Regions from separate parts of the Homo sapiens genome. Here region 1 is linked to region 2. A link is a contact called in ENCODE Hi-C or POLR2A ChIA-PET data. All regions are on one chromosome and are shown on one strand. The core of a region is the stretch at or near the end of the contact, and the rest is flanking DNA. Distances in the headings are between cores, read along the strand shown.

The links. A loop is a pair of places that touch in the nucleus more often than their neighbours do. ChIA-PET counts read pairs that join two places held with the same protein, here RNA polymerase II (POLR2A).
Region 1: POLR2A ChIA-PET joins it to region 2 with 12 read pairs in activated CD4-positive, alpha-beta T cell. The contact joins two enhancer-like sites. A Hi-C loop is called at or near these places in 1 of 37 single-sample maps with no recorded cell type. POLR2A ChIA-PET finds 5 or more read pairs at or near these places in 3 of 52 experiments (OCI-LY7, PC-9 and activated CD4-positive, alpha-beta T cell).

What each region holds. Positions count from the first base shown.
Region 1 is chr11:96,010,832-96,013,531 of GRCh38, forward strand. All of the region lies in intron 2 of MAML2 (mastermind like transcriptional coactivator 2), which reads right to left. Among named protein-coding and RNA genes, the nearest start is that of MTMR2, 88 kb to the left of the region's middle. RefSeq lists an enhancer at 1,206-1,809. Within about 2 kb of position 1,385, at least 17 of the 41 ENCODE cell types and tissues checked have a DNase peak (open chromatin) inside an H3K27ac peak, as active enhancers do.
Region 2 is chr11:95,976,327-95,979,026 of GRCh38, forward strand. MAML2 (mastermind like transcriptional coactivator 2) reads right to left here. Exons shown (of 5, transcript NM_032427.4): 5 at 272-2,700. The coding sequence ends at 2,622. Among named protein-coding and RNA genes, the nearest start is that of MTMR2, 54 kb to the left of the region's middle. Within about 2 kb of position 1,350, at least 4 of the 41 ENCODE cell types and tissues checked have a DNase peak (open chromatin) inside an H3K27ac peak, as active enhancers do.

The DNA of each region.
Region 1 (2,700 bases), core at 135-2,634, 35 kb after region 2:
CTTTCATATAAGTATATATTTTAAAAGTAATTTCATGATGATGCAATTATGTTTAGAAGAAATTCAGAGTTTTATAAGGTCACTTTAATCCAGAAAAATATTCTTTAAAGTTTAAAAATACTGTTTTTTTCCTCCTTTAAAATGTTCCATTGATATTTTATTGCAGTAAAATATTCAAAAATGGTTATGCTTACTATTTCTCATCAGTCAGAATGGCTCTTATTAAAAAGTCAAAATATAATACATGTTGATGAGGTTGCAGAGAAAAGGGAATGCTTATGCACTGCTGGTGGGAATTGTAGTTCAGCCACTGTGGAAAGCAGTTTGGAGATTTCTCAAGGAACTAAAAATAGAACTACCATTTGACCCAGCAATTCTATTACTGAGTATCTACCTTAAAGGAAAATAAGTCATTCTACCAAAAAGCCACCTGCACTTATATGTTCATTGCAACACTGTTTACAAAAGCAAAGACATGGAACCAACCAAGGTATCTACCAATGTTGAATTAGTAAGAAAATATGGTACATATACACCATGAAATACTACATAGCCATAAAAAAGAATTAAATCACGTCCTTTTGTAGCAACATGGATGCAGCTGGAGGCCATTCTTGTAAGTGAATGAACACAGAAAGAAAAACCAAATACCATATGTTCTCACTTATAAGTGAGAGCTAAACATTGAGTACACATGGACATAAAGCTGGGAACAACAGACACTGGGGACTCCAAAAGGGGGAGGGTGGGAGAGAGGCTGGGGCAGACAAAGTACCCATTGGGTACTATGTTCACTATTTGGGTGACGGGATCAATAGAAGCCCAAACCTCATCATCATGCAATATAACCATGGAGCAAATCTGCACATGTACCCCTTGAATCTAAAAACAAGCAAACAAAAAAATGGTTATATAAAAGTCTGCAAGCTGTAATCAATGACAGAATAAATGGAATTTTTTTTCTTAGCCTTTAGGAAAATGCCAAGACATATTCCCACCTCTCACATGAGTTGGTGGTTTAAGAATTTGGTTTGCAAAACACAATTTAATATTTTATTTATAGAAGTCAAGAGAAATGGTAACAATTTAAAATTTTGATTCTTGAATATCTGTGCTTGTTAAAAAGAAAAGGTGTGTGGGTGTGTTGAAGGGTTTTTATTCCATTACTACCATAAAATCTACTTTTATTTACGTCTTTTAGAATCAAACTTTTAAAACATTTGCTAAAATTTCATAAATCTCATATGCCAAAATTCAGCTGAGCCAAACTCTTAGTTACCTGTTCTCCGTTTTTGAGCTGCAGTAGCATTTGGTAAACAGAATGCCCAGAACCTCCTCTGAAAGCACCACTAGCAGGCACTGTGAGAGCATTTTCATTCAAGTTCATTCGACTTGGGCAAAAAGAGAACAGCGGCTTACATCAACTGAGGATCAGTGAACACAATCTCATAGCAACAGACACCAAAACAGTCCCTCATTACAAGCCTTGTCCAACAATCAAGTCTTTAACGAGAACAAAGGTTGACAGTGATTAATCATTAAGCGGTTCCCTGTTCCTTGCTGCACGTGTTCACAGCAGCCTCCTACAGAGGCAGTCTGGCATATTTCCTGTCTCTGTGCTCCACTGTGCCATGTCTGAAGGGACGCCCAGGCAGCCTTCTCACTATTTTAATTTCAAATGCTACAAACATCTACAGAGTCTCTATGTGCACATGTCTTGACTTTTATTCTGAGCCTGGCAGACTCTGAATGGATATAGGGAGTATGAACATAATAAGCCGTTAACTCCACATCTGCTTACTAGATTATGTTCAAAGACAGTATAAGAAATTGATTAAACACTGTTTTCTAGAATAAACCTTTGAAATCTGTTTGTTTCCTTAAGCAACACAATGATAAGTTGCTATAATTTAGTTGTGCAGTGAACAGAAGATACCTTCACTACTGTTTCTACATAAAAATAGCTTCTGTGTTGTCAAAGCACCATGCTTTGACAAGCAACAAAAACATTTTCAGAAACCTCTTTCAAATAATTCTGTTTCACAAGGCAACAGAATTATAAAGTCAACTAATGCTGCCACCATTTTATTCAATGTTCCCTTTTCCTGTGTCTTTTTTATGACCTGTCTGGGCATTATCTATCTTAGTTGGTCATGCAATAGCATATGTATTCACCTTAACAGACTAACTTGGAGGGTTTTTATTTTCTCTCTTTCAACATGTACATTTCACTGATGACCATGTTGCCTGTAAACTGCTAGGAGCTCAGGTGAAAAGAGAGAGTTATGAGATACAGATTTCTGAGAGGTGAGGGGCAAGGGTTAATTGAAATTTTTAAAATGATCAAGGGAAGTAGGTTATGTATCAACAAACATATTGTTTTTCCAATAACAAATGTCACATTTAAGAACAACAAAATGAGATAACCCTAAGCATTCTTTGTATCTATTCACTTCTCTCTTCAAAGTAATCAGAATTAAGTAATGTGAGGTCTCCAGTAGCTCATGTAGTAGATTATAACTAGTCCATCTACAATATAAAAGCTAAAGTATAAAATCCAACCACAAAGTGATACAGGACTGCTAGGAAGGGAAGAGTGTGGTCCCTTTAAATGACATGGAATGGGGGAAGCAAAGTACTGGGTAGAGAAAGGCAGGTCCCTGGCAAGGGCTCCACTCCAACGACCTAGGTGAGGACAGG
Region 2 (2,700 bases), core at 100-2,599:
CTTGCTTAAACTGCTTTCTAGTCTTTGACTTAAAACAAAAAAGAAAAATTGCTTCTACCTCCTCTCTATGTCAGGATGATAAACAATGCCAACAATTAAGTGGTCTGGTATTTCTAAAAATGGCAGATTGTATTCCAATAGCTCTTAAGTTGTAAATCTTAAGGTTTTAGCTAAATATGTCTATCAAATTGTCATTATCTCTGCTTTCAGGAAAATTATGTCACCTTTGGTAATAGGCTGCTAACAAACAAACTACAGACTACACATCATGTTTTCCCAAAGAATCCTGTATTTTAATGAATAGCTGAATAAATAGACATTAATTATGAAATTCACATTAAGATAGAAGAAAATCCAAACATTCTGATTGCTTTATCTCTTAAATTTGATAACTACTACAAAACATACTATTTATGTTAGGGTAAAAATAAGCTGACTCACAGGAGTGTAACTGGGAAGTGCTGGCAGATATATACAGTAACATGGAGGAGCCATACAACAAAAGCGTTTATATGTACATCATTTTTTTTCTTTTTGTATGGAGAAATGCTGCCTTATAAAATCGGAAAACACACAGTAGACTACATGCAACAAGGACCAATACAATGTGCACAGCAGAAGAATCAAATAAGACACAAGAACTATGGGTTTAAAAAAGAATTTGGGAGCAGGACAAAAAACAAGGATTGAAACCTGGAATGCTTTCTTATTGAGGTTTCAGAATATAAATTTGTCTAACAAGCCTCTTGATAGTTTTCAAAAGTTCCCACTCAACCACCTATGGTTTAAGTGTAGAGCTAAAAATAAACCATCATATTATACAAAACTTTGCATATTAGCATACAAAAGGTAGCAATTTACTTTTTGTATAAAATATAACCTTTTGATAGTATATTTATTTCACATATGTATAAATATAACCCAAAGAATATGTTTGAAGTATTTCTACCAAAATATTCTTTACAAAAGTTTACAAAACAAGTAATTTATTTATATTTACAAACTAGCACAGGGAAGATTCTGGGCCAGTGATGTTGGTATTGTAAAGAAGGAGAGTGCTTCCAGACATTTTAAAGACTGGGAGACAGCTTTGCAGAATTTTCAAAGTGTGTTCTTTTTCTTTGAACAGATATTGAAAGACTTGATTATTAAATAACTTCAGCTAAATTACATTTGATATTTGAATATGTGAGCATAGAACTGAAAGGGCTGAAGATAACCTTTGCTCCTCTGTAATTAGGAAAATGATAGTGATATTTTGCATTCATTCCAAATCAGCACACGTCTTCCCCATTTTACAGCTGATCTGGATGTGGACACTAAGGTTAAATGACTCAACAAAAACTCTTTAATACAGTGCTCAGCCCTGAGGGACAAAACCTGGATATGAAGAGTCCATCTAGCATGTGGCAATGATTCATCACATCAGGGACAAAAGAACAAACAGAATGCTCCTAACAGACCACATTCCATTTTGTTGCTCACCCAAATCCAAATAATACGTCCAATGAAGGACAAATTGTTTTCCCTCTTGATTATGCGTTCCTTCAAACTCCGTGAAATACATTTGTACACACTGGTACTTGCCATCCCTGGTTCTTATCTCCAACCAAAACATGATATTTTCTAATCTCGGTTTTCTTCTCCAAACTTCCTTTTCTTATAAACCAGCCTCAGTCATCAAAATGAGTAGGGAGGACGAGGTTCAATTTCACTCAGCTTGGGAACAAACCAGCAGGCATCAATCATAATAAGCAACATCCCAGGTTATTTGTAGCCAAATAAATCTTATTTATAGCAATGTCCACTGGGTTTTTTAAAAAAGTGAAATCTAATGCAGAGAGGTGTGCACCAATATTTCAGTATGATTAGGACAAGTCTTTGTTATATCTAAAATTTCATTTGGAATGGATTCAGATATTCGTTGTGGAAGCCAAAATCAAATTGCACAGCTCTATATTTTTGTTTAATCACTAGACACAGCATCCCACTGAAGTAGAGGATTGTGGGAAAATTGTAAAAGTGAGGAGTGAATATGGGGAAGAAATTCTGTAATCCACTGGATGTTTTCTAGGTTCTCTGGCTTTTTCTTAATTTGCATACTGTTTGGTTACTCCAAACAAACCTATAACATTTCAATCTATCCTGCAAGCTTCAGGAAAATTAAATGAAAAGACACAATGGAAAGATTAAACCATACCTATCTATTAGAGCAAATTAAGGAGTTTGTTGCTTGGAACTAGTACCTCCTCATGACATGGGGTTTAAATAAACTACAAGTTCTATTACCTTTTTTATTTTCCAGGGAAAAAGAAACTTGGGAAGGCTATTTTACACAATTAATTACACATTGACACCACAGTTCTGTTTGGATAAATTGGATACTGTATCCTGGAGTTTAGACAGGGAAAAGTGATCCCAATATTTTACTTTCAGGTGTAAGATTTAAAACAAGAATTTGGACCAAAATGTTCATCACTGCAGTTACTTTCTGCTTTCCATTTTTAAGCATGTTATCTTCATGTAGTCCACCTGAACATCAACAGTTCAGCCTCTACAGAGTTTCTGTAATATACTGCCTTTTAGTGCTTGGAGTTTGTAAATTGTCTTCCCTTTCTTCTTTAGGAATTGTTCCCCAAGATTTCATCAAGATTGATGTCTTTCATCCAGTCATCATTACCAGGCTCTGTCTTCAATAAA